Linked DNA regions of Mus musculus: regions 2 and 3 are each linked to region 1. The links are chromatin loops, found by intact Hi-C in ENCODE. Cell type or tissue: gastrocnemius. All regions are shown on one strand.

Region 1 (8,000 bases):
CTCAGATCAGCCGTGGCTGCTGGAGCAGTCTGAACCTGCTGCCTATGGGGCCCGAGTTGATAGGTGTTCCTGGCCTTGGTGGCAAAGCAGAGGGAAGTTGTCCCTCTCAGCTCCTCTGGGGGAAGAGGAAGCAGGAGGAAGCAGGCACATTCACACTACCAGTGTGGAGGCACACTTACCTTTTAGCCTCCAGCAACTGGTCCTTTGTTCTTTGCAGGGGAGCCTGGCATTCGAGGTTTGCCTGGAGCTGTGGGTGAACCCGGAGCCAAAGGCGCAATGGGTAAGTGTCCCACAGTCTGAGCTGAGTATCTCCCCAGAGGCTCTCTAGCTGCAGGTTTCTGGGAATGTCTCATTGTTCTGGAGCAGGCATTGTCCTTCTTCCCTGACTACTTCCTGCTCACCGAGAACTTGCAAGGTTTGAGGTTCCATGGAATCCCCAGTAGTCCACCTCAGGGACAGCTTCAAAGCCAGATTCAGGACACCACCCTTTGACTAGCCATCACTGAGGTGCCTATATCCAGACGGAGAAGCTCCAGGGAGCCTGGCCTCAGCTTAGAGTCCCATAGATGCTCAAGCCACCACAATGGGGATGTGACCCTTTCACTACCATTCACTGACTAAGCATTAGTAAGAGCATACTGTATGCAGGACCGTAAGCTACTAGGTTGTGCGTTACTTCATCCCTGCAAGTTACAACAAAGCTTGTGAGTGGTGACAGGGGCCACGGGAGTCACAGAGAGCGAGGATACAACCTAAGAAGAGATGGTTTTCAGCCTGGAAGACAGAAAGAAGAAAGGGCATTTCAGGTGTTCCTTAAAACTCAGAAAGTGCCGGGCATGGTGGCTCATGCCTTTAATTCCAGCACTCGGGAGGCAAAGGCGGGCGGATTTCTGAGTTTAATTCGAGGCCAGCCTGGTCTACAAAGTGAGTTCCAGGACAGCCAAAGCTATACAGAGAAACCCTGTCTTGAAAAAAACCAAAAACAAAACAAAAACAAAAAACAAAAAAACCTCAGAAAGTGTTTAATCATGCAGAGGTGCCACTGGTGTGGCTAATCCACGTTGGAAGGAGGTTAGGAATATGGTTAGGGGAGAGGTGACAGGGACCTGAAGGACCTTCACCTCCAGGTCCTCAGGTGAATGAGGCAGACACTGTTCTCATAGTGCACTGGGGACAGGGTGTCCTGGACCATTCCCAGGAGGGAAATGCATGCGCCTTAGGAGAAGCTGCGAGGAGCCTGTGTTGGGGCGTATCACAAAGGCGAGGCTCCTGAGGTTGGCGGCCATGGGGACTGCTGTATGAGCGCCTGCCTGGGAGACCACGTGCTCCAAGCCTACTGGGGCAGGAGCTACTGGGAGCACTGAACTGGGGCAGGAGGGAGCACTGAACTGGGGCAGGAGGGAGCACTGAACTGGGGCAGGAGGGAGCACTGAACTGGGGCAGGAGGGAGCACTGAACAGACTTCACTTGTCTTCTTTCCCAGGTCCGGCTGGCGCTGATGGACAGCAAGGTTCCAGAGGTTAGTCACCACGCTGTGGTCTTCATGGTCACCGGCTGCCCTTGCCTGCCCCTCCCTGGCCTTCCTCTGCCCCCACATGCATGCCTGAGCCCTCCATCCTAATGATAAAGGGGCATGCAGCAGTCTTGGTCACCGTGCTTCCTCCCGCCTGCCTATCTGCCAGCAAGCCGCTGAGGAAACCCCAGGGGCTCAGCTGCACTTTCCCAGGGGAGAGCCATTCCCATATTTCATGCTCTCCGCAGGTGAACAAGGCTTGACAGGGATGCCTGGAACCCGGGGCCCCCCAGGACCCGCTGGAGACCCAGGAAAGCCAGGTAATGAGACAGGAAAGGGATGCCACTGTCCTCTGTGTGCATGCAACTCTGGGATGTTCCCGTGTGTATGCACACTGGGGGTGTGGTGGGTAGGTGCTCAGATGCTACACTGTGTGTGTATGAGCCTTACCCTGTTACCCTCAGCAAGCAGCTCAAGGCAGAACTCTAACCACAAGTTGACATTTTGAAAAGAAGAAGTAGCAGATGAAAATAAGCAAGGAGTTGAAGGGCATGAGTGCTCTTAATACTGTAGACTTGAACTCAAGTTCAGTGTCTTGCCTGTCTCCTCTCCTGGGGCTGTACCCAGGCCTTCACCAGTACCTATCGACCAGAGAGGAGAGGCCTTGCTAGCATCTCCACCGAGGGCCAAACAAGAGCAGGATTCTTAGGTCTGTGGGAAGAGTAAGTCAAAACCAGATACGGTGTCCATTCACCCAGGAACCCCGACTCCTTGGCTGGAGCTAGGTGCAGTGTAATGGAGGAGCGATGGCAGCATTTGACCTCATGTGTATATGTGGGTGTGTGTGTGCAATGGAACATCTGTTCATTTCACAACAAAGCTCACAGAATGGCTCTCTGCCCAGAGATGGAGGACTCTGGGCCCTAACCTCTGAGCCCTTCACTGCCACGCCCACCGGCTCTGGGGGCAAGGTTGTGTTGTGTTGTGTTGTGTTGTGTAGTGTTGTGTTATGTTATGTTGTGTTGTGGCTCCTTGGAGCAGTCCTTAACCCTTCAACTCTTGGTCCTATGTCTTCTTTTCTGCAGGTCTCACAGGACCCCAGGGACCTCAGGGTGAGTCATGCAGTCCCCGGATGCCATCTCCTGCCAGGACAGGACAGGCGCTATAGCCAGTGTCTCTCTAGTTACACAAGCCTGTCCTTCCCTTTCCCATCTCCAGTAAAACAGACTCGGGTTCTGTCACAGTGAGTGCTAATAAGGACCATAAGGGTGGTGGGGGGTGAACCCTGCACAGACCATGTAGGTGACATTCTGATATCAGTGATGCCAGATCCGGTTTGCTCCGTGCTCTGTCTCTGGTGCAGGAACACTCAGGAAGGATACTGCTGGCTAGGAATTCTCTTAAGAAATCTCTACCATGCACGCACATCCAGCCCCTCACTCTCTCTAGTCAGACAAAGAGAGTCATACCAAGCTCTGCAAAGGCCAACACGTGCTGCTAACTCTGGACACAGCAGTCAACAGGGAGAGGGACAGTGACAGCCTTGTAACCCAGAGTGACAGGGATCCTCCAGAGCCTCTGTCTACCTCAACCCAACCCTGCTGGGCCTCCATGTCTCACAGACAGACAGACAGACAGGCTTCTGGGGGAGAGCTCTGTGCCCACTCCAGGTGACTTCAGGCAGGGCCTGAGTGGATCCTGCTGCTTCTGTCAGGCAGCCCGTGTGGCCACACTGAGTGGCAGAGTGCTGGCTGGTTACTGCCAGAGGGGAGAGAGGGAGGGCAGACATCCAGAGCTGCGGGGCCTTAATCATCCTGACTGACTTGTGTTTAATCACATCAGGACTTCCTGGTAGCCCTGGCCGACCAGGGACTAAAGGTATGTGATTTCTCCCAAGGAGCTTTTTTTCTTTTTCTTTTTCTTTTTCTTTTTCTTTTTCTTTTTCTTCTCACCAGCCATTTTTACAGCCGGGAGGGGTTGACAGGCAGGAAGGTCTGCTCTGACCAGAGCCTGGACCAACAGTGGCATCTAGTGGTTCCAAAGGAAGGCTGAGAGGAGGGAGTGCCGAGGCCTGAGTCCTCAGGCCCACTTGTTCCAGGCTGAACCCTGAGGCTTATTTTCATGTCCCCAGGTCCTTGTGGCAGGAAGATAGGAAAGGAAGCTTGCTTGCTCCCAAGCTTTCTAAGCCTATTTGACTTTTAAATGCCTCTAAAATACTCCTGACGCCAAGGTCTACTGAGACCAGAGCCACCCTGATTCCCCCACCCTGTCCCAGGTGTGACTGAGGACAGCAGAGACGCAGAAAGAGGTGTCTATAGGAAGGAAGAGGTGCCTTAACCCCACCAGGGGACAAGTCAAAGGACTATAGGGTGTCTGGCTGGGGCAATGCAATGCCACACAGGCTCAGAGTAACACTCTAGTTCAGTCCTGCCCATCAGACCCCAGCCCTGGGCAAACCTAGGAATGCTGGGTGCTCAGGGTCACACACACTCTTTTCCGTCCTGTGTCCTCACTTTCCTGAGCCTTGGCACTCTTCATCACAAACATCCCCAAGTGGGACCCTAGAAAGAAAAGGTTTGAAAAACTATTATTTCTAATGAGCGGCTGAGCCACAAAGATCTTTGCGGATAAATGAGCACAGCTGTAAAATATGGCAGCCGAGTTCCTACTTCCCAGGCCAGTGGACCTCTGGTGGCTTCCGTAAGGCCTCATAGGGTTAGGGGAGACCATAGAGTATTCCTTGGGGGCTGCAGGCTCTCCTGAAGGAGCTGCACTTCAGACGCAGGTTGTCGATTGTTAGAGTGTACTCTCTCCGAGCAGTCTCCTGCCTTGGCCTTGAGCCCTGGCTGGGGGAACGTGAGCAAAGCGCACCCTTTTGCTCTCCCTGAGAGGAAACCAAAGCCACCCTTCCCTGTGGGGCTTACCATCATTGTTCACACACCTTAGCGTCCAGGGAAGGGCTTTGGTCAAAGGAGCGTCTCTGGTTAGTTCTAGGAGTAAAGCTGAAGTGTGCCAGGCAGGCTCTCTCAGCGAGCCTGGCTCCCAGCTCCAGAATTCATGCCCTCTCTAGTCCTTTGCCAGCCCCAAGCCCATCCAGCCATGGATTGTTAGTCAAGAGGTGCTGGAGTGGTGGATATGTACAGAGACCCATGAGTCCTGCATCCTCTTGCTGGAAGCCCTTCACTCACACATCCTTTCTTGTCCCTCAAGACCAACGGTACACAGGGAATTCACCCATGGGATCGTGACTTTTATTTATCCTTTGATCTTCAGATAATTTCTCCGACTATGGCCATTACAGGAAGAAAAGATGGGGCGGGGCTGAGAACGAGACTCAGGTTGGCCCCCATTCTGGCCTCGTGGAAGGGCACATTCCTCCACAGCCTCCCAGGAGACCCCTTCTCTGAGAGACGACCAAAGCTCTGGCCCTGGGTCTAAGTTGAGAGATAAACACTCAGTGTAGCATAGGCTCCCTTCATTACTACAATCCCATTAGCTTGAGGGCAAGAGGACCACAGGTGGCCCTCGGTGCAACCAGAGGCTCTGAAAATGATTCATCAAGCCACTGGTTAATCCTCTTGCCCACTCCCTTTGTCCTCCCCAGGCGAACCCGGCGCTCCCGGCAGAGTCATGACTTCAGGTAGGCAGCCCAGGAGGGTACGTCCCTGAGTTCTATTTGCCTGTCCCATGTGGGCCATCTGCCTCAATGTCAGCGGGTGGCGGGTGCTTAGGGAGGGATGCAGGTGAGCCCAGACCACCATGTTGTGGCTCCTTGGCCTGTAGTCAGCCCAGGGAAGTTAGGATGTTGGAGAGATGAGAAGGAGAGGTTCCTGTCTTGCTGGCCTACAGCCTACTGGGGTCCTGGCATGGCCTGCAGCCTACTGGGGTCTTGGCACCTCTGAAGGTGACATGTGTCCCATATTTCTTCTGTTTCCAGAGGGATCATCAACAATCACTGTGCCCGGACCTCCCGGACCTCCTGGTGCCATGGGTCCCCCAGGACCTCCAGGGACGCCAGGTCAGTCTGTTCTCTTGCTCTGCCCCCAGTCAGCAGCAGGCTGTGGAGACAACAGATTCTAGGCACATCTGTTCAAATCCTGACACTGAGGGCAGGGACTACGGAGAGGAGACTTATAAGGGAGGAGTCTGATGCTACACTCAGCATTTGCTGAGACACCGAGACCCAGAGTGGGTAAATTACTCCCCTAAGGTCACACAGCCGACAAAGGGCAGGGGAGGGTTTCCATCCAGACCTTTCCGTCTCCAGAACCGGAGCAGTTGATGAAGGTTCCTGAGCTCTTTGTTTCTTAGAGAAATAGTACGACAGATTTATCTGGGGCAGCCCGAATGCTGGTGCTCAGTGAGGCTCATGGATGTACCGCCATGGTTGCAGAACTGTGTAGCAAAGCTCTGGGGAGGCTAGAGCACCACCATCAGGGGTGTGTGTGAGTTCTGTGGGTACAGCTGCCTTCTTACAAATGTAAGCAAACCCCCAAAACACTGCTGAACTAAAATAAAGCAAAATATTAAAGAATTGTGATTCCTACCCCCCACCCCCATTTTTCCAAGATGCCTGTTATCTTGTTTTATGTTTTAATTATTTAAAATATTTGTATTCAAATTAAGAACAGGATTTATACCCAAGGCAAGTGTGCCCTGTTCCTATGCAGGCATGCTCCAGTGAGCAGTGGATATTTAAGTGACCTAGATGTCCCCAAGCAGTAAAGATGTGCCCCACCTCAGGCTCCCCTTCCTGTCAGCTTTACAGGACTGGCCTCTGGTTGCTAATCTGCTCTGGGAGACTTCCTGTGTCCCCAGGTACCTGCCCTTTTCTCAGCTTTGGGGGAGGGGCTGTGATTTAGCTTTTTCTATAACTGTTTGCAGGTCCAGCTGGCCCTGCTGGTCTCCCAGGACAACAAGGTATGCATCACCCTGTATAACCACAGGCTGTGGGCTGGGGGAGGCTGGGGTGGGATGGGGGTGCAGTGGGGGTGGGGTTTAAGTCCCTGAATGATAGATAAAGGGGGGGGTGGAATGGCAGGGCCTCTTGTCTCCACAACAGGCCTCTCCTCACCACAGGCCCTGTAGAGCCTTTACCTGCTCTCATCTCTCCCATATTTCTGAGAGGGTCAGGGCTCCTCAGGACAGGAAGACTGAGGAGTTCTGGTCAAGGTTCTGGTCAAGGTTAAGCAGACCATTTTCATAGACCTTGGGCTTCAGATGACCAGACTCTGATTATAACAGTACTGTCCAGTGATTTGTCCAAGTATCAAGATAACAGAAGTAGCAGCCATGCTCACAGTCAACTATTGGATGGATCACAGGGTCCCCAATGGAGGAGCTAGAGAAAGCACCCAAGGAGCTAAAGGGGTCTGCAACCCTATAGGTGGAACAACAATATGAACTAACCAGTACCCCCAGATCTCATGTCTCTAGCTGCATATGTATCAGAAGATGGCCTAGTCGGCCATCATTGGAAAGAGAGGCCCATTAGTCTTGCAAACTTTATATGCCTCAGTACAGGGGAACGCCAGGGCCAAGAACTGGGAGTGGGTGGGTAGGGGAGTGAGGGGGAGGGTATGGGGGACTTTTGGGATAGCATTGAAAATGTAAATGAAGAAAATACCTAATTAAAAAAAAAAAGAAGAAGAAGTAGCAGCCATTGTTGCCCTGGCTTTCTTCCCCCTTATTTGTCTGTCTTTCCTCCTACAGCTGGAATGCAGCCTCTCTCCTCTAGGTCTCTCCCTTCCTTGCCACACCCTCCTTGAATCTGCCCCTGCCCCACAGAACTCCACTGAAGCAGTGTGCGTGCTAACCCTGTGTCCTCCCCACAGGCCCACGAGGGGAGCCAGGACTTGCTGGTGACTCATTCCTAAGCAGTGGCAGCTCCATCTCTGAGGTCCTCTCTGCCCGTGAGTGCAGGCACAGTCCAGGGCAGGTGTCGCTGGGGATGACACTGTTGTCAGGTGTCGCTGGGGAGGGAATGGCAGGTGTCGCTGGGGAGGGAATGGCAGGTGTCGCTGGGGATGACACTGTTGGCAGGTGTCGCTGGGGAGGGAATGGCAGGTGTCGCTGGGGATGACACTGTTGGCAGGGCGCCAAGCAGCTGTACCAGTGAGTCACTGCAAAGTGTCACGTCAGAATGGCCATGTTCTCTGCTCTGCAGTGGGAGCTGGTTAGAACAGCAGAGAATGTCTGGTGTGAGAGGCACAGTCACAAGAATATGACAGCTGGCAGGCCGTGGCCTTCCAGTAGGACCTGGGTCAGATCAGGTGTTGGGAGTGAGTGTGACTGGCAGGAGTCAAGCAAACCTAACTGGGGAAGCAAGGATGGGTGTCCTTGGACTCTCCGTCACAGGAAGTCTGACTCTTGTGACCTCCTGTCCACCAAGGGTCCAAGGGGGACCACAGCTGGGCCTCCCACCTGGGCTGTCAAGCAGCAAAGATGCAGCGAACCCCAGTGGTTTGAAGCCAGCACATTAGGGGTT
Region 2 (8,000 bases), 140 kb before region 1:
AGACTTCATTCCTCCACTCTCCAGAGTGCTGGGCTCCTAGGTAAATGCTATTGCCATGCCTAACACAACAGTAAACTGGCATGTGACAAAGTAGCCAAGACAACTTGGTGAAAGTAATATCTCCTTTTCATCAAATGCTGCTGGGACAACTAATTCCTGCACTCGTGTAACTTACACACACACACACACACACACACACACACACACACATACACACACGTACGCACCTGCCCAAATATTCTGAACCTAGATGCAAACCGTTATATATTCAAAAAAAAATCAAAACTAATCGTAGACAAACGTAAAAGCAAAATTATAAAGTTATTAAAAGGTGATGATAAAATCCAAGTTACCTTGACCTTGATGGCAAACTCTTTAACTACAGTACCAAATACAGCCTGCGGAGGGATAAATCAGAGGGTTGCATTTGACTAGAACCTCTGTTCTGTGGGGGCAAAAAAAAAAACAAAACAACTCCAGAGTAGAAAGCCCTAGGCATCTCCTCTGCTAAGAGAAGGAAAAGGCAAACCACAAATGATATCTCTGCAGCAGGGGCAGCTGACAAAGGACAGGGCACCCAGACCTGCAGAAAGCATGTGGGGTTCAAGAGTAAGAAAGTGAACAATCTCATTCAGAAATAAAGGGGAAAGCATGAATAGACTCTACACAAAGCAGGTGTATGGATGGAAACTAAGTCTGTGAAAAGATGCTGTAAACATCTGTCCTTAGGTAAGTGTGGTACCGCAATGCCACCGCCTGTTAGAACGTCTCAAATCTAAAGTGCTGACGACGACAGAGGCTTCCGTAGAGCAACCGAAGCACCAAGCGCTCGTTTGTTGAACGGAGGTGCGGCCAAGTTGGGTTCCGTTTGTCAGCTTCTTTTAAAACTAAGCAGGCACCGTATGCTCCGGTGGTTACACTCTTTAGTGTGTACCCAAATGGGCTGAAAACGTAATGCCATCCAAAGAATGAGACACACATAAATGTTTACAGCAGCATTTTTCATAACGGCCCAGACTTGGAAAACAACTGAGGTGGTCACCATTCGCCAGTGAATGCAGAGACTGTGGCACAGTCGCACAATGTGTCCTTGCTCGGTAATAAAAAAAGAAATAAAGCTGTCGGGCCACCCCAAGACTTAGACGGATCGTAAATGCATAGTGCTAAGTGACAGAAGCCAGTGTGAAAAAGCCTACACGCTGTATGAATCTAACAGGATATTCTGGAGTAGGCAAAGCCATGGAGTCAGTAAAATGGATCAGTGGTTGTCAGGGGAGTGGGGAGGGAGGCAGGAACAGACGAGAGGAGGTTTCTAAGGCAGAGAAACTGTCCATGGGAGTCATTACAAACTCATCAAAACTCTCAGAACGAGCAACACAAAGATTGAAGGAGCCCCGATGTAAAATATAGATTTAACCAGTAGCTGTATCAGTGTGGACTTAGATGCTGAAGCCCATGTCCAGGTCTGATGCAGCTGCTAACAGTGGAGCGCTGTGGGAGGTGGAGTGAGGGGAGGGGGTCTACTGTACTTTCTGCTCAGAACCTCTATAGTCCTAAAATATTCTAAAAGTAAAATGATTTTAAAACAGCAATATATAGCTTGCTGTTTCTAGGCTTCATCATCATCATTAGGCGATAATCCCATTAAACTTCTAGGGGCTTTTTCTTTGAAGTATGACTGTGGGGGAGTGTTTGTGTGTGTGTGTGTGTGTGTGTGTGTGTGTGTGTGTGTGTGTGTGTGTGTGTGTGTGTGTGTTTTCTGCATGTGTGGCTGTGCACGCCTATGTGCCTGGTACACGCAGAAACCAAAGAATATATCAGATCCCTTGGAACTGGGCTGCAGAGTGTTGGAAACTGCCCTGTGAACATTGGCAACCAAGTCTTACTCCTCCAGAAGAGCAGACAGTTCTCATTGAACCACTGAGCCGTACATCTAGTCTCCCATCTCACTGTTCCTAACCTAGTTACTATAGTATCTAAATCCTATTCAAGGTAATTCGTTTTATTTCTTAGTTTTTGGTTGTTTGGTTTTGGTTTGGGTTGTTTTTTTGTTTTTGTTTTTTGTTTGTTTGTTTTTTGAGACAGGGTTTCCTCTGTGTAGCTCTGGCTGTCCTGGAACTTGCTCTGTAGACCAGGCTGACCTTAAACTCACGAAGATCTCTCTCTGCCTCCCAAATGCTGGGATTAAAGGCATGTGCTACCACTGCCTGGCTATTTTTTACATCTTTATTATTTATTATGCATTTATTGTGTGAGGGGGGAGGGAGAGGAGGGGGGAGAGGGGGAGGGGAGGGGGAAAGGGGGAGGAAGAGGTGTTAACTTGGGGGACTTGGTTCTCTTCATCTACCATGTGGATCCCTGGATCAAATTCAGGTCATCAGGCGTGGTAGCAAGTGCCTTTACCCACTGAATATATCTATACTTTGTAGCCCTGACGGGCAGGGAACTCAGCATATAGACCAGGCTGGCTTCAAACTCACAGTGATCCTTGTCCTCTGCCTCCTAAGTGCTGAAGATAATTGTTTTTAAAAACACAGAAGGCACCCAGGTATGATAGTCTGTGCCTGTAACCCTAGCACAATTAATCCTACCACAATGTAATCCTTCAGAAAATAAGAGTCACTGTTGAATTTATAAATGACAATAACCTATAGAAACAGTGTAGCTTTTAACTGACCCCCAGGTGAACATACTAGCTGCTCAGCAAGTACTTGTTCGGTGTATCTGTTTTCCTCCTACAGACACTCACTAGTTCTGGGGAAGTTTCCACTGTATCACTAGAAGACTGCAATTGTACAAGCAGGATTTTCCTGAAGACTCAAGTAAGTGTGTCCCATAAATCCATGCTTAAAATATCTATTCTGCCTCCACTTGCCTTTCAGTGTTCACATCCAGTGGTCTTTGGAACTCCTCCCTGCTGTGCTGTTTCACATACAAAGGTAGAGTTTAAGAAGCCCCGATTTAGTCACACCCACATGCCACGGTGCCAAGCTCACATCACTGCGCCGGGGCGTAGGGAACCAGAGGCCTCAAAGAGTATCTCTCCAGGGAGTACTCCCCATGAATAAGAGCACAGTCAATGCTACCCAACAAAAGCTCAGCCCCGAAAGAGGGGTCTCATTCATCCCTCTGAGCCCTAGGAATAATGGGACAGGGGCTTCTCTGTGGGTATCCAAGGCTTTCATAGAAGGACAAACACCCACGATATCTTTCTCAATATGCCATTGCCTCTGCAGAATCCACAATACATTTTGCATAAGATAATATAAAAAAATATAAAGACCTGAATAGTAATAGTGCTGAATTTCTTCTTCCTTTGCATCTTAGAAGGTAGGGAAGTTCCAGTCCTTCCCTCCTACAAATTAAAAATCTCAATTATAAAATACTTAATACCAAATACCAATTACATAAAACATGACACTAAGCAAGTACCATGTCATATAATATTGCAAGTTGCAATTACAAGTCCCCTCCCTGAAAAGTAACAATTTCTATTAGAATTTCTAGAACTAAAGGGGCATTACACACCATCAGACCCATCAGAGATCAGGTCTCTGTTTGAAAACAAGAAGCAAGTATCTAACAAAACCCCGGGGGGGGGGGGTTGTATAACCAGGACTTAACCTGTTCCTCCTGGACAAGGCCAGATACAGCCACTGACTGAAGGTCTTGGCCAGCCTTCACTGAGCTCCAAACCAGGTCTGAAACATGGGTGTGGTCCAGCCTGTGCTTAGAGAACCATTTCTTTATGGTAGATCCCACTGCGCTACAGGGAAATGATCGTTGGAAAGACCCAGTGATGCTGGGGCCCAAATGTCTCTGCCTCTGCTGTAAGTAGTTCCCTGTGAACACTTGAGGCAGGGCTCCCAGAGAGACCAACCCAGCATCACCACGGCCAGATGCCCACACTGCCACAGCATCGCTTGATGTCACCTGTAAGATGGCATAAGGCTCCCTTGGCTACTGCTACTTAGAGAAGCTCACTATAGCTCTTACAGAGGATGCTTCCCCAATTATCAACTGCTTAAGCAGTTGGTCAGATTCAGGGATGTTGACTTTCTGTACAGAAATAGCGACCCAAACAAAGCTTTCGGTCTTTTCAAAAATTCTATGCTCCAGCCCGGCAGGCTTCTTGTATATGGAGCAGCCTTCATTCTCTGGGGTTTTTTTCTTAAACAGGCAACAGCTCTGGCGTGCTCCCCTTCCTCGCCGACAGCTGCCGTGGGGACGGTGGATGGCTATGTCTACTTTCTGAACATCCTTGATGTGGAGTCCCCTCAGATGATCCACCAGGCCTTCCTCTCCCAGTCACCAGTGAAGATAGTGACGTAAGCATCATCTGCACTAGCCACGCTATCATCAGACCTGCCTGTAGGGGGCGCAAGTGAAACACCCTTGCTTTTCAGTACTACACATTTGGAACATTCACTCTGTCAGCATTCAAAAAAAAAAAGAGTAAGAAGGCAGGTAGTGGGGAAAGTCCCTCTCACACAGTTCCCTCCCAGGAGCAGCCAATTACCAACTTCCAATCTCCCTTTTCAAAGACGGTCTTATGCACAAGTAAACAAAATGACCAGGATTTGTGTTCACTTTCACGGTCTTCAAATACTGAGAGCAGGCTGGCAAGTGTGCTCTTGTATGCGGGTGCACTGAAGCATGTGAAGGTCAGAGGTCAACCTTGGGTGTGTGTGTTTCCTAGGATGCCATCCACCTTGGTTTGGGGGTGTTTTGTTTTGTTTGGGGGAGTGTCTCTCACTGGATCTGGAACTCGCCAGTTGGGCTAGGCGGGTTGGCCAGCGAGGGCCAGCGATCTCCAGTTCCCCAGTACACATGCCACTGTGGATTTTTTTTTTTTTTAGGCACATTCCGGGGCTCAAACTCAGGTTCTCATGCTTGAAGGAAAAGAACTTTATCAATTGAGCTGGCTCGCCAGCCGCACCGGAGAATGCTCAACATTCGCGTTAGAGAGGAGTCTCGTCCTTCTTCTAGATGGTGGTGGCACAATATTCCATTATATACACAGTTCATCTTTTTTCTCAAGCAGTACATTGATGAACATAAAAATTATCCCAAGATTCTCAAAGATTCTTCTACTATTTTGAACATTATTATACAGAGTGATGAGTTTCCTGGGCCATTTTCATGCTTTGTTCTCATCCACCACCACCACCCCACTCCACCCTCCCCCACCCTCCCCACCCCACCTCTCCCGGGCCCCTTGCTCCACCCCTGCCCCACCCCATGCTCCCTTCCCTCCCCTCTCCCCCATGCTCTGCTCTGGTCCTGGTCTGGGTCTCCTGGCTCCCTCCTCTCCCGCCCCTCCCCACCCCTGCTAAGCTCTCGCCCATCTGCCCATCTCCGTGCTTAGCTTGCCTCTCTCCCCTCCACTCTCATGCTCCTGTTTCCCCTTTTGCTGCCTCACAAGATACAAGATACGGTTTCTGCTTTCACAGTTCATTAGCCTCACTTTTTTGCTCCCCTGGGAGGCAGAGACAGGTGGATCACTGAGTTCAAGGCCAGCCTGGTCTACATGGTGAGTTCCAGGACAGCCAGGGCTACACAGAGAAAAGTGTCTCAAGAAACAACAGCAACAAAACAAAAGAAAAAAAAAAAGGAAAGAAAAGAAAAGAAAAAGAAAAAACAGACAGTTAAGCAAACAATGCAGATTTTGTCTTTGTGAGTCTGGCCTATTTAATTTACTATGACACTTTCCAGTGCCAGCCATTTTCTTAAAGATGTCATGATTTCATTTTTCTTTACAATCATTTCTCTCTCTTTTTCTTTTATTGAAAATCGACTTTTTCAAATATATTCTCATTACAGTTTCCCCACCCCCAACTCCTCTAAGAACTTCCCCACCTCCCCCAGCCCCACCCCCCATCAGAGTCCACTCCCTTTCTGACTCCAGTTAGAAAAGCAAACAGCCATCTAAAGAATAATAATAAAGTAAGATAAAGACAAAAAGAAAGCAGAATAGGCAAAATGAACAAATAGAAGAAAAAGAGCCATAGAAAGAGAATAAGAACCACATAGAGACAGAGAGGCACACACACACACACACACACACACACACACACACACACACACGCACTCACTCATACTCACATGTACACACACTCACATACTCACACTCACATGCACACACACACATTCACACACACTCACACATTCACACACACTCACACATTCACACACACTCACACACACACATTCACACACACTCACACATACACACACTCACATGCATACACACTCACACACATGCTCACACACACACTCACACACAGACATTCACACACACACTCACACATGCACATTCACACACACACACACACACACACACACATACACACACATGTGCGCCCAAGAATCCAATAAAAACACAAAAGTGGAAGCCATAAAATATGTGCAAAGGGCAGGCTGGAGAGATGGTTCAGTGGTTAAGAGCATTGACTCTTCTTCCAGAGGTCCTGAGTTCAAGTCCCAGCAACCACATGGTGGCTCACAACCATCTGTAATGGGATTCAATGCCCTCTTCTGGTGTGTCTGAAGATAGTGACAGTGTACTCATATACATAAAATAAATAAATCTCTTAAGCCGGGTGGTGGTGGCACACGCCTTTAATCCCTGCACTTGGGAGGCAGAGGCAGGCAGATTTCTGAGTTCGAGGCCAGCCTGGTCTACAAAGTGAGTTCCAGGACAGCCAGGGCTACACAGAGAAACTCTGTCTCAAAAAACCAAAAAAAAAAAAAAAAAAAAAAAAAAAAAAGCAAAGAACCCGTATGAAAAAATAAAGATAAAGACTTTTAAAAAAAATGCCCTGACCACTAAGAGACGTGGAACCCCCAAAAATGCCATTAAATTATTTTTGTGTTGGCCATCTACTGCTGGACATGGAGTCTGCCCTTAGCGTGGTTTGTATCCCCAGCAAGACTAGAGTAGAAACATTTGCAAGTAACTACTGATTTGGGGATTGCTTCTGGGTTAGGGAGGGGGTCACGCGTTCACTTACCTCAGTACTGGGGCCCCACTTGGCACAGATCCATGTGGGCCCTGTGCATGCTGCCACAGTCTCTGTGTGTGTGTGTGTGTGTGTGTGTGTGTGTGTGTGTGTGTGTGTGTGCTGTGTTTAGAGGGCCCTGTTTCCTTGGCCTCCTCCATCCCCTCTGGCATTTACCTTACCCCTTCCACCTCCTCCTCCACAGGGTCCCCTGAGTCTTAAGGGGAGGGAGTTTATGAAGATGCCGCACGTATGACTGAGTGTTGCGAGGTCCCTCGCTCTCTGCACACTGTCCAGTTGTGGGTCTCTGCAGGAGGAATCTTCTCCAACGGTGGCTAAGCAGGACACTAATGAGGAGAGCGGAATGTCGTTAGGAGTCATCATATGACTATGTCCTTTTGGCAGAACAGTAATACATGGCCTTCCCCCAGGTTCCTGACCTATCTAGTCTCAGGCTTTTTGGCCACAGATGGGTTCCATCTCACGAACTGAGCCTTAAATCCAGTCCCGGGTTGGTTAGTTCCTCCCACAAGCTTAAAGCCACCACTGCATTGGTGTATCTTGCAGGCAGATCACCATTGTAGATCAAAGGCTTGCCCACCTTGCTCTCCCATACAACCCAGGACTCCCCTGCCCAGGGGTAGCACCACCACCACCACCACCACCACTACCACCACACATATAAGTCGTTAATCAAGAAAACGCCCTCACAGACTTGGCCACAGGCCAATCTCATGCTGTCACTTTCTCAGTTGAAGTTCTCTTGCTCCCAGATGACCCTGGCTTGTGTCAAGCTGACCAAACAAATAAACCAACAAAACCCTAGCCCGCAGAATCACTCACGGGAATGTGGATGCGGGCTACTCATGGGCAGCAGAAATGATTCCAAGACACCTGCACCACCCAAGCCCACCCAAGTTCTCAGCTCACTAAAGCTGAGAACAGGGAACACACTGCCCAGCTCGTAGAAAGCTCAAGGGTTGCAGAGTATTCTTTGCA
Region 3 (8,000 bases), 270 kb before region 1:
AAGTGGACTCTGCTTTCCAACAGCAAAGGTGCAATCCCTTAATGGCACTGCCCTATATATGTTGTACCACAGCGAATGTCCCAGGTTCTGCACCCATCCGGCGTTTACTGAGCATCAAGCAAGGGCTAGACAAACATTAGTTCATCTAATTAGGCAATTTTCAAATTCTGTCAATGGGCTGGAAGAAGCAGAGGCACATTTTGCTTTTACTTTCGCTTCCTCCACTGAAGAAATTGAGCATTTTTCTTCCTATGAACACGAGCTGCTCTGGGCCTCCCTTCTGTGAGCTTCCCTGTTCATAACCTTTGCCAACATTTTTATCCCTGTAAATATTTATTGAAATTTCAAAGAATAAAAATAATAAAATGACATAGGAAAATTTTACTTTTCTTTATTTGGACGTTTCAATAACATTCCTTTGGGGAATGCTTAAGTAGGTCTTTTTAATTTTTATAGTAATACATACATATTTTTATAGTAATATTTAGAAATCTATGCCAATCAAGAGGGTAAAAACTCCTTTTCATGTCACCTTTTTGACTTGTAAAACTTCTCCATTTGCAGCTGCTTAAAAGGGTCTGCTACTTTGGCTCTGTGGCTGGTGAGATAGTTCAGTGTGTAAAGGCACTTGCTGCCAAACCAGATAACCTAGGAATAGTCTTCAAAATCCCATTGAGTTGAAAGGGAGAACTCACTCCCTACATTGCCCTCTGACCTCCTCCACATGTCTGTATTTTCCAGCTAACACACCCACGAGCGCCACACACACACACACACACACACACACACACACACACAATGTTAAACCATAGTATTTTGTTCTTCTAGTTAGTCTTGAAAAGGACCATTGAGTTGGGTTGGAGAGGTGGCTCAGGTTAACAGCACTGGCTGCTCTTCCAGAAGATTTGGGTTCTATTCCCAGCATCCACACGGTGTCTCCCAAGCATCTGTAACTCCAGTTCCAGGGATCTGGTACCTCTGGTCCTTGAGGGTAGCAGGAATGTACACAGTGCACAGGCATACACGTGGGTAAACACCCACACACATAAGATAATTTTTTTAAAAGACCAGAAGCAGTGTACACGTGGTACACATACATATATACACAGGCAAGACAATCAGACACGGAAACTTTTAACAGGTTTTAAAGATGCTGGAGAGGGGCGTGGAGAACGGAGGAACACATCTATAATCACTGCACTTTCAAGAGACTGGGGCAGAAGTATTGGGAGTTTGAGACCCATCTAGATTACAGAGTGGGAAGGGACGGGGGTCGGAGGGGTGGAGGTAACAAAAGTCCACGGAGCATTCACATCGAGTTTGGTTATGTGGTGAGACTGTGTATCTTGCCCACTTTTTTTATGTCTTTTCCTCCTTCGTTTTGATTCATCTTGGTGAAGCCTGGACATCAAACACTGAGGACTGCTGTCTTTTTTTTTTTTTTTTTCACAGAACCGTAGTCCTAACTTTTGGTTCACCCCTTTTATTTACTTGTCTGTTTGCTCTTTCTCCATCAGTTTATCCTACAGGCCTCACCAAGTTTACCTGCTTGCATGCAGTTCTCAAACCCATCTGCATGGCACTGGAAAAGAGACAGATCTCTTAATGGAAGCACGGTATGAAAAGCGCACGTCTGAAACAGCTGTAAAAGGTTTCCAAATGAACACAGCCAAACATGGAACAGGCTGAGCTGCCTCTGACAATGTTTACCTAGGTTGTTTCACGCGACTTCGCTGCACATTGGTTCTGAATGAGCCAGACCCATACACGCCATCGCATTAGTGAAGTGTGAAAACACATTGTGTCGTGTCCCACTCGACCAGCAAGAAAGACGCAACCACCGGTTCTTCTTAATGTAGTTTACTCAGGCAGCTACTTATTTTAAATCCCCCAGCCTCTCTAGTTACAAGTGCTTTTTTCCACTCCAGCCACAACCACGCCCCCACCAATCACCACAGGTCACATCACCTCACCAGGCAGGCTTGCTCAGCCAATCAGGGATTAAGGGCGGGCCATCCGCCAAACATGGGCTTGTTTACTACCTGGAACAGACTTCCATCCTGCTGACCAGGAAGTCCGGAATGGCTCCTACAACATAGCATGAGGCACCTGAGAATTTAATGTTTTCAAAACCTATTTTTTTTAATGATGGTTCTTAAATGTTTTAACCTCCCTTGTCGTCCACCACCCACCAGAGGTATTGGGAAAGAAAGGATACAGAGGAATTGGACCTGTTTAGAAAGGTCCTTTGAAGCAACTCTTGTCTGTGTTGTCTGGAAATCGGCAGTTTAGTTCACAGGTTAGCAGTGGCAGCTTGATCCATTTGCGAACGCTTCAGGGATATGACAGCAGTCCAGTTCAGTAGAGTTGGGATAGCAAACATGAATCAGCAGAGGTGGCGTGACCTAGCACAAACAACCTGGCCTCAGCCTCAGCAGGAGGGACCAGGAGGAATGCCAAAAGAAGTTCTTAGCTGTACCTCTCTCGGTGAATCAAAGATCAGCGAAGACAAGAGACCAACAAGCATCGCAAGCCTAGCTCAGCCTCCATCACTGTTGGTAGAGTCCTATTTATATCCTCCAAACATTACGTGTTCTCCTGGGATCTTGCATCAGCACACACTTCTGTCTCAGCTGGCATCACTCTGCAATCAGCCCGATCCTCGGAAGTGGCAAGAAACTGCAGCACACCACCAGAAGTTCTTGGTGCGTTTCTCTCTATAGAATTCCAGCAAATGGAGCTCAACTACGCAATGTGGGCAGACCAACACATGCGTGTCATTAGCAAAGACTCCTTCAACACATGTCCTTTCACGTGCTTACTTTAGCAGAACATCCTTTCACCTGTGTCTGCTTCAGCTAAACATTCCTTCATGTGTTTGCCCCAGCAAAACAACAACACCCATGACTTTCCAAAGAATGCTGAAGATTCCATTTCAGGCACATTAACTCATACTCAAAATTAGTATCCGTTATAGCAGGGTTTCTACTGTACATGGAAGGTTTCTAGTCTCTTTTGTTTTGTTTTTAGTGTGCTTTGTTTGGTTTGTTTGTTTGTTTGTTTGTTTGTTTTTGGTGGCAGGTTTTCTCTGTGAATTTCTGGCTGTCCTGAAACTCATTCTGTAAACCTGGCTGGCCTCCAAACACTTGCCTCTGCCTTGAGAACTGGAATGAAAGGCATTCACCCCACCCCCACCCCCACCCCCACCCCCACCTGGCCACAAGGTTTTCTATTCTTAAAGAAGCATAATAATATAATTATTGAGTAATTTTTAATATTTCCCTGCCAGCATTTCTCAGCATGTATCACAATAGTGTCTCTTTGTGTTAGAAGATCTGGTTTTTAAAATTGCTATTTGAGTTTCATTTTTTGTTTGTTTGTTTGTTTGTTTGTTTTGTTTTGTTTTGTTTTGTTTTTGTTTTTCAAGACAGGGTTTCTCTGTGTAGCCCTGGCTGTCCTGGAACTCACTTTGTAGACCAGACTGGCCTCAAACTCAGGAATCCACCTCTCTCTGCCTCCCAAGTTCTGGGATTAAAGGCATGTGCCACCACACCCGGCCTGAGTTTCATTTTTTAAATTATTAAGTAAATTTTGACTTGAGATTAGGACAGAATTGCCAGCAATTTTCTAAGTGGCTTATAACAAAATTTTGGCATTTTTAAAACTTCAAATGTATGTTTGGTAGCATTCTTAGTATTGGTGATTAATAAGACCAGAATATCAATCAACTCTGACAAACACTGAAGGTATTTTAGATCCTTCCCAGTACTAAATGTTAGTCAAAATTAGCTAAATATAAAAAACCACCAGCATGCAACTTTGCTTTTGCCTTTAAAATATGGTAAAACTAAAAGCACACCTCAGAAATATTTTAAGTGAATTTCTTTTTGACTCATTGTCAGTAAATGTTTGACATGTAACCTAATTTTTACACTTATATACCAAGGGACATGTAAATTTTTCTTGGGATTATGAGTAGAATTTTCTTTAAAGTCCTGATTTCAGGCATGCCCCACTCACAGAAAGAACAGTAGGGACTCACAGGCTGTAGACACAGTTATTCTGACAACATGATTTATGATCTGGGAAAAACAAAGATCCCAAAGTGGGCAGTCAGGGATCCCCACGCAGTAGAAAGACGTGTGCTGTGTTCAGATCACAGACGAGCTCCAGACCAACATCAGTGTGGGTGGGGAAATGGATAATGGATAGATGAATGGATGTAACAATTCAGTTTATGATAGAACAAACTGATTCCCCATTTTCTGACCTGAGAACTAGAGTCACTCTGTTCCCCCGAGTGTTGCAGTAACACAGAGAACACTAGATGGCATCGTACTACAGAGAGTCCTCACCTTTCACAGCCTGGAGGACCAGCACCCAAGAGAGCATTGTACTAATCCCACTCCTCCTGTGCACACTTATTTCCCGAACACCTACTATGTGCCCAGCCCTATACTACATATGATGAGAGAGAAAAATACAAAAGGAGCTCAAGTTTCCCCAATTGAACCCAAAAATAAAAATGGTGTGGGCTGCCTTCCCTCCCAAAAGACTCTTCAGAACAGTCAAAGGTAGGCATGGAATGAGAACACCAGGGTGCAGGGCCCTGTGTGCCTTGGACCTTTGACCTTAGTTCCTTGAAGATGTGAAGTGTGGAACCCTCAGCATTTTCTGCCTAGAATCTGGGACCACCCCCATCCCAAGCTAGCGTGTTCCAACACATCCTACCTTCAGATCTCACACCCGCAGTCAATGCCTCCCTGGCAAGAATTCCCATCCCCTGTGTTCTACTTCGTAGACTATCTCATAATGGGAACAGATGATCTGATCATGTACATGGTTAATCCCTATCCTCCTCGCAAGGCAGTTGAACGGCAAAAAACCAACAATCATCATATAAGCCTTGCTTAGGCTTGTACTCAGTTGTGTTGGGCCTGATTTGTCACAAACACCACACACACCCCGGATGATATGTTGACACTCTAACCCCTCATAGCTCAGAACGAGATTATATTTAAAGGTGGGGCCCTTAAGGTTGTGAAGCAATCTGGTCATACAAGCAGGAGCAAGCACAGATACAGGAAAGCCAAGAAAGTCCACTTAAGACAGCAAACTTGCTGACACCTTCATTTTAGACTACTAATCCCCAGTATTATGAAGAAATAAATTCCTGGTTTTCAGGCAGCCTGATATATGGGCTCCTTGGTCTCTTAGAGGACAGAACCAATTCCCAGCTGACTAGTGTGTGAGGCATGTAGCTCTAGCAAACAATGTATCCAGCAACGCTGCAGAGTAAGCAAACATCAGAACACTGCAGAGTAAGTAAGTATCGAGTGAATGGCTACAGAATGACTTCTCAAATATGAAAGACAAGGATGCCACGGGAATAGGAACGGAGGTCGAACTTAAAGAATAAGGACAGAGACAGGGGGGTGGGAGGAATAGAAGAAATCCAAACTACAGGCAATAGCATGGACACATGCCAAGACAGCTGCAAAAGGCCTCCTGCAAAAAGGGCGGGATCTTAGACTCCGGAGGTGGCTCAGTGCTTAAGACCACGTGCTCTCTGGGAAGACCAAGCTTGGTTCCCAGCACCCAGATCAGGAGAAGCACAACCACCTATAGCTACAGCTCCAGGGGATCTGGTGCCTCTGACCTCCATGGACTCTATACATGTGTGCGAGCACACACACACACACACACACACACACACACACAAATAGTAGGGTAGGGGTGAATGGTAGAGAGCTGTCGGAGAATAGCAGAGAAGTTGCCACAAACTCTAGGACCAGTGACAGTGGTGAATACACCTATTTGTTCTGCGGGATAGCTCAAATGTGGGCACAGGCTGTAATCCCTCTGCAGAGCTCTTCGATTAAACCTGAATTCAACAGCCTCTTAACAGCACCCTCCACGGACGGACGGACAGACTGGACGGATGGACGGACGGCTCAGCTATGTTCATAGCACAGCAGCAACTGGCAGTATTTATCATGGAGAGTGCTGTCCTCATCAGAGACGTCCAGTGAGACAAGAAAATGAACCTTCAGAAGAGCAGACTCTCTAGCTTGCAGCTTTCCAGCCCGAGAGGCAAAGCAATAGCAAGCCACGGGCACTCACTCTTCAGTGGGTCGTGGAAGTCCTGCAGGCCATTAGAGTCTGCCCCACCCACCGGCTCCTTTAGACAAGTAACTTCTACCAAGAAGTGCAGGGGGTTCTCCACAAAGCCAGATACTCTCACCTGCTCAGCCTGCCTCCCAGGGCTGATTTTATTATATTTTCCTAGGAATCTGTATCTAGGGTCACGAGTTGTCAGCCAAATACTGCTGGAGCCTGAAACTGGGCATGCCACGGCCAGGAGAGGCTGTGAAAGACATACTTGGGGGAGAAGGAAAAAGAAAACTACAAAGTTCATGTCTGTAATTCCAGCTCTGGGGAAAAGTGGGCAGGAGGGTCACAGATTTGAGGTCAACCTGAGCTATGGTAGCCTGGTCACCCAGACCTACAAAGCAAAACCTTGTCTCAGAACAATTAAAGTGAATCAACAACCAAGAACCAGGCGGTGGCGGCACGCACCTTTAATCTCAGCACCCAGTTGGCTCTCCGAGTTCGAGGCCAGCCTGGTCTACAGAGTGGGTTCCAGGAAAGCCAGGGATACACAGGAAAACCCTGTCTCAAAAACAACAATGACAAAACAAACAAACAAACAAACAAACAAACAACACCCAGAATGAAAAGGAAGGGAAAGGAGGAGCCTCAGGCTCCACAAAGCTGATGAAGGAGACAATTCCATTCATTCCTGGTAACAGGTCCCAGGGAGGCCCTGCAATACCTGCTTTCCTGGGTTCTATTGATGTGTTGGACGGCCCAACAATATTACTTTATTTGTCTCAGCTAAATGGAGAGAGTTTTCATTGCCTAGATCCATGATCTACCCTCTAAAAGACAAGCGCTGACTGACACACGGGTCCTGTTTACACAGGCGTCCTTCCAAAATTGCTGGATTTACTGTCCATGGAATCTAAAACTACATTTGGGCCCTCGGTGACATGGTAAAAACTGCTCCAGTCATCATGCCTAACATTTTTCCTCCAGGCTATTGGGAAGATTAAAAGCCCATGTGTTACAGAAAATTGTTATCATTTATCAGCCAACCCTTTGGTCACCTTAGATGACAGAGCCGAATCCCAGCTGGCTAGAGCTCTCCAAAGCTGTGCGTGGCGTGTTTTATTTCTTTAATCTCCTCCTTTCCAGCCCACTGCAGACCTAACCTAACAGAACATCTTTTGAGCATCTGACATCAGTTCCCAAAGGGTCCGCAAACTCCCTGCTTGGTACCTAAGGAAGCAGCGAAGCTCAGGCAGATATATGGGGAAGACGGGAAGGTCAGGAGGCAGGCAGCTGGAGTGTGGAAGCAGCCACTGTGGCTGATCATTTTTACCCTGAAAGAAATAGCTCTCCCTAAGCCCAGAGGAGGAGAGAGCATTCTTGTAAGCAGGACATGTCACCTGTCTGGAATGCGGCTAGATTCTCAGCAGCTGTTTTCTCTCAGGTGAGGTGACTCTGGGGCATAACTGGTTAGGCCAGCTTATTCAAGTGTGCGTGTCTTGCTCAAGAAGCCAAAGTTGCAGGCTCTCTTCTTACAGAACAGAGAAGGACTCACACAAACCAAGTTCATGGCTGACCAGGTTGGCACCCCACAAAGTATACCCACTGTAAGTAAATAAGCAAAAACTTTTAAATTAAAACATGAATAAACTCAGGCACCATAGGTAATTACTCCTTAGATATTAATGTTGAGGAAAGAAGAAAGCTATTCGAACATAGACATCTAAGAGTGGTTGCCATAGGGTCCTCCCCTCTGTACCTCAGGCTGATCTCAGATCTACTGTGTAGTCCCCAACCCACATCTTCCTGCCTCATCTCTGTGAGTGCTGAGATTACAGGCATGTGCCACCTGGCCCTGTTTAAGGTAGGTAAACAAAATCCTGCTCAAG

Evidence for each region. Peaks named below come from ENCODE experiments on the same cell type or tissue, not always from the same donor. Only the 100,000 strongest peaks of a DNase experiment are listed, where the experiment ranks them.
Region 2: it touches region 1 in a loop (2.8-fold over the local background); 13 of 42 quality-filtered maps call a loop at or near these places.
Region 3: it touches region 1 in a loop (2.8-fold over the local background); 11 of 42 quality-filtered maps call a loop at or near these places.

The regions. Positions count from the first base shown.
Region 1 is chr19:47,654,616-47,662,615 of GRCm38, reverse strand. It overlaps Col17a1 (collagen, type XVII, alpha 1), which reads left to right. Exons shown (of 54, transcript NM_001290825.1): 29 at 218-280; 30 at 1,484-1,519; 31 at 1,762-1,833; 32 at 2,599-2,625; 33 at 3,356-3,391; 34 at 5,118-5,153; 35 at 5,451-5,531; 36 at 6,398-6,433; 37 at 7,348-7,425. Among named protein-coding and RNA genes, the nearest start is that of Col17a1, 33 kb to the left of the region's middle. In gastrocnemius, a CTCF peak has its summit at 3,540; DNase peaks (open chromatin) are centred at 3,309, 3,501 and 7,547; H3K4me3 peaks cover 297 bases; H3K27ac peaks cover 287 bases.
Region 2 is chr19:47,791,931-47,799,930 of GRCm38, reverse strand. Cfap43 (cilia and flagella associated protein 43) reads left to right here. Exons shown (of 38, transcript NM_027559.2): 10 at 2,742-2,822; 11 at 4,180-4,328. Among named protein-coding and RNA genes, the nearest start is that of Mir8090, 41 kb to the right of the region's middle. In gastrocnemius, a CTCF peak has its summit at 4,368 (motif pointing right); DNase peaks (open chromatin) are centred at 4,353 and 7,056.
Region 3 is chr19:47,928,780-47,936,779 of GRCm38, reverse strand. No RefSeq gene overlaps it. Among named protein-coding and RNA genes, the nearest start is that of Cfap58, 4.9 kb to the left of the region's middle. In gastrocnemius, a CTCF peak has its summit at 4,324 (motif pointing right); a DNase peak (open chromatin) is centred at 4,352.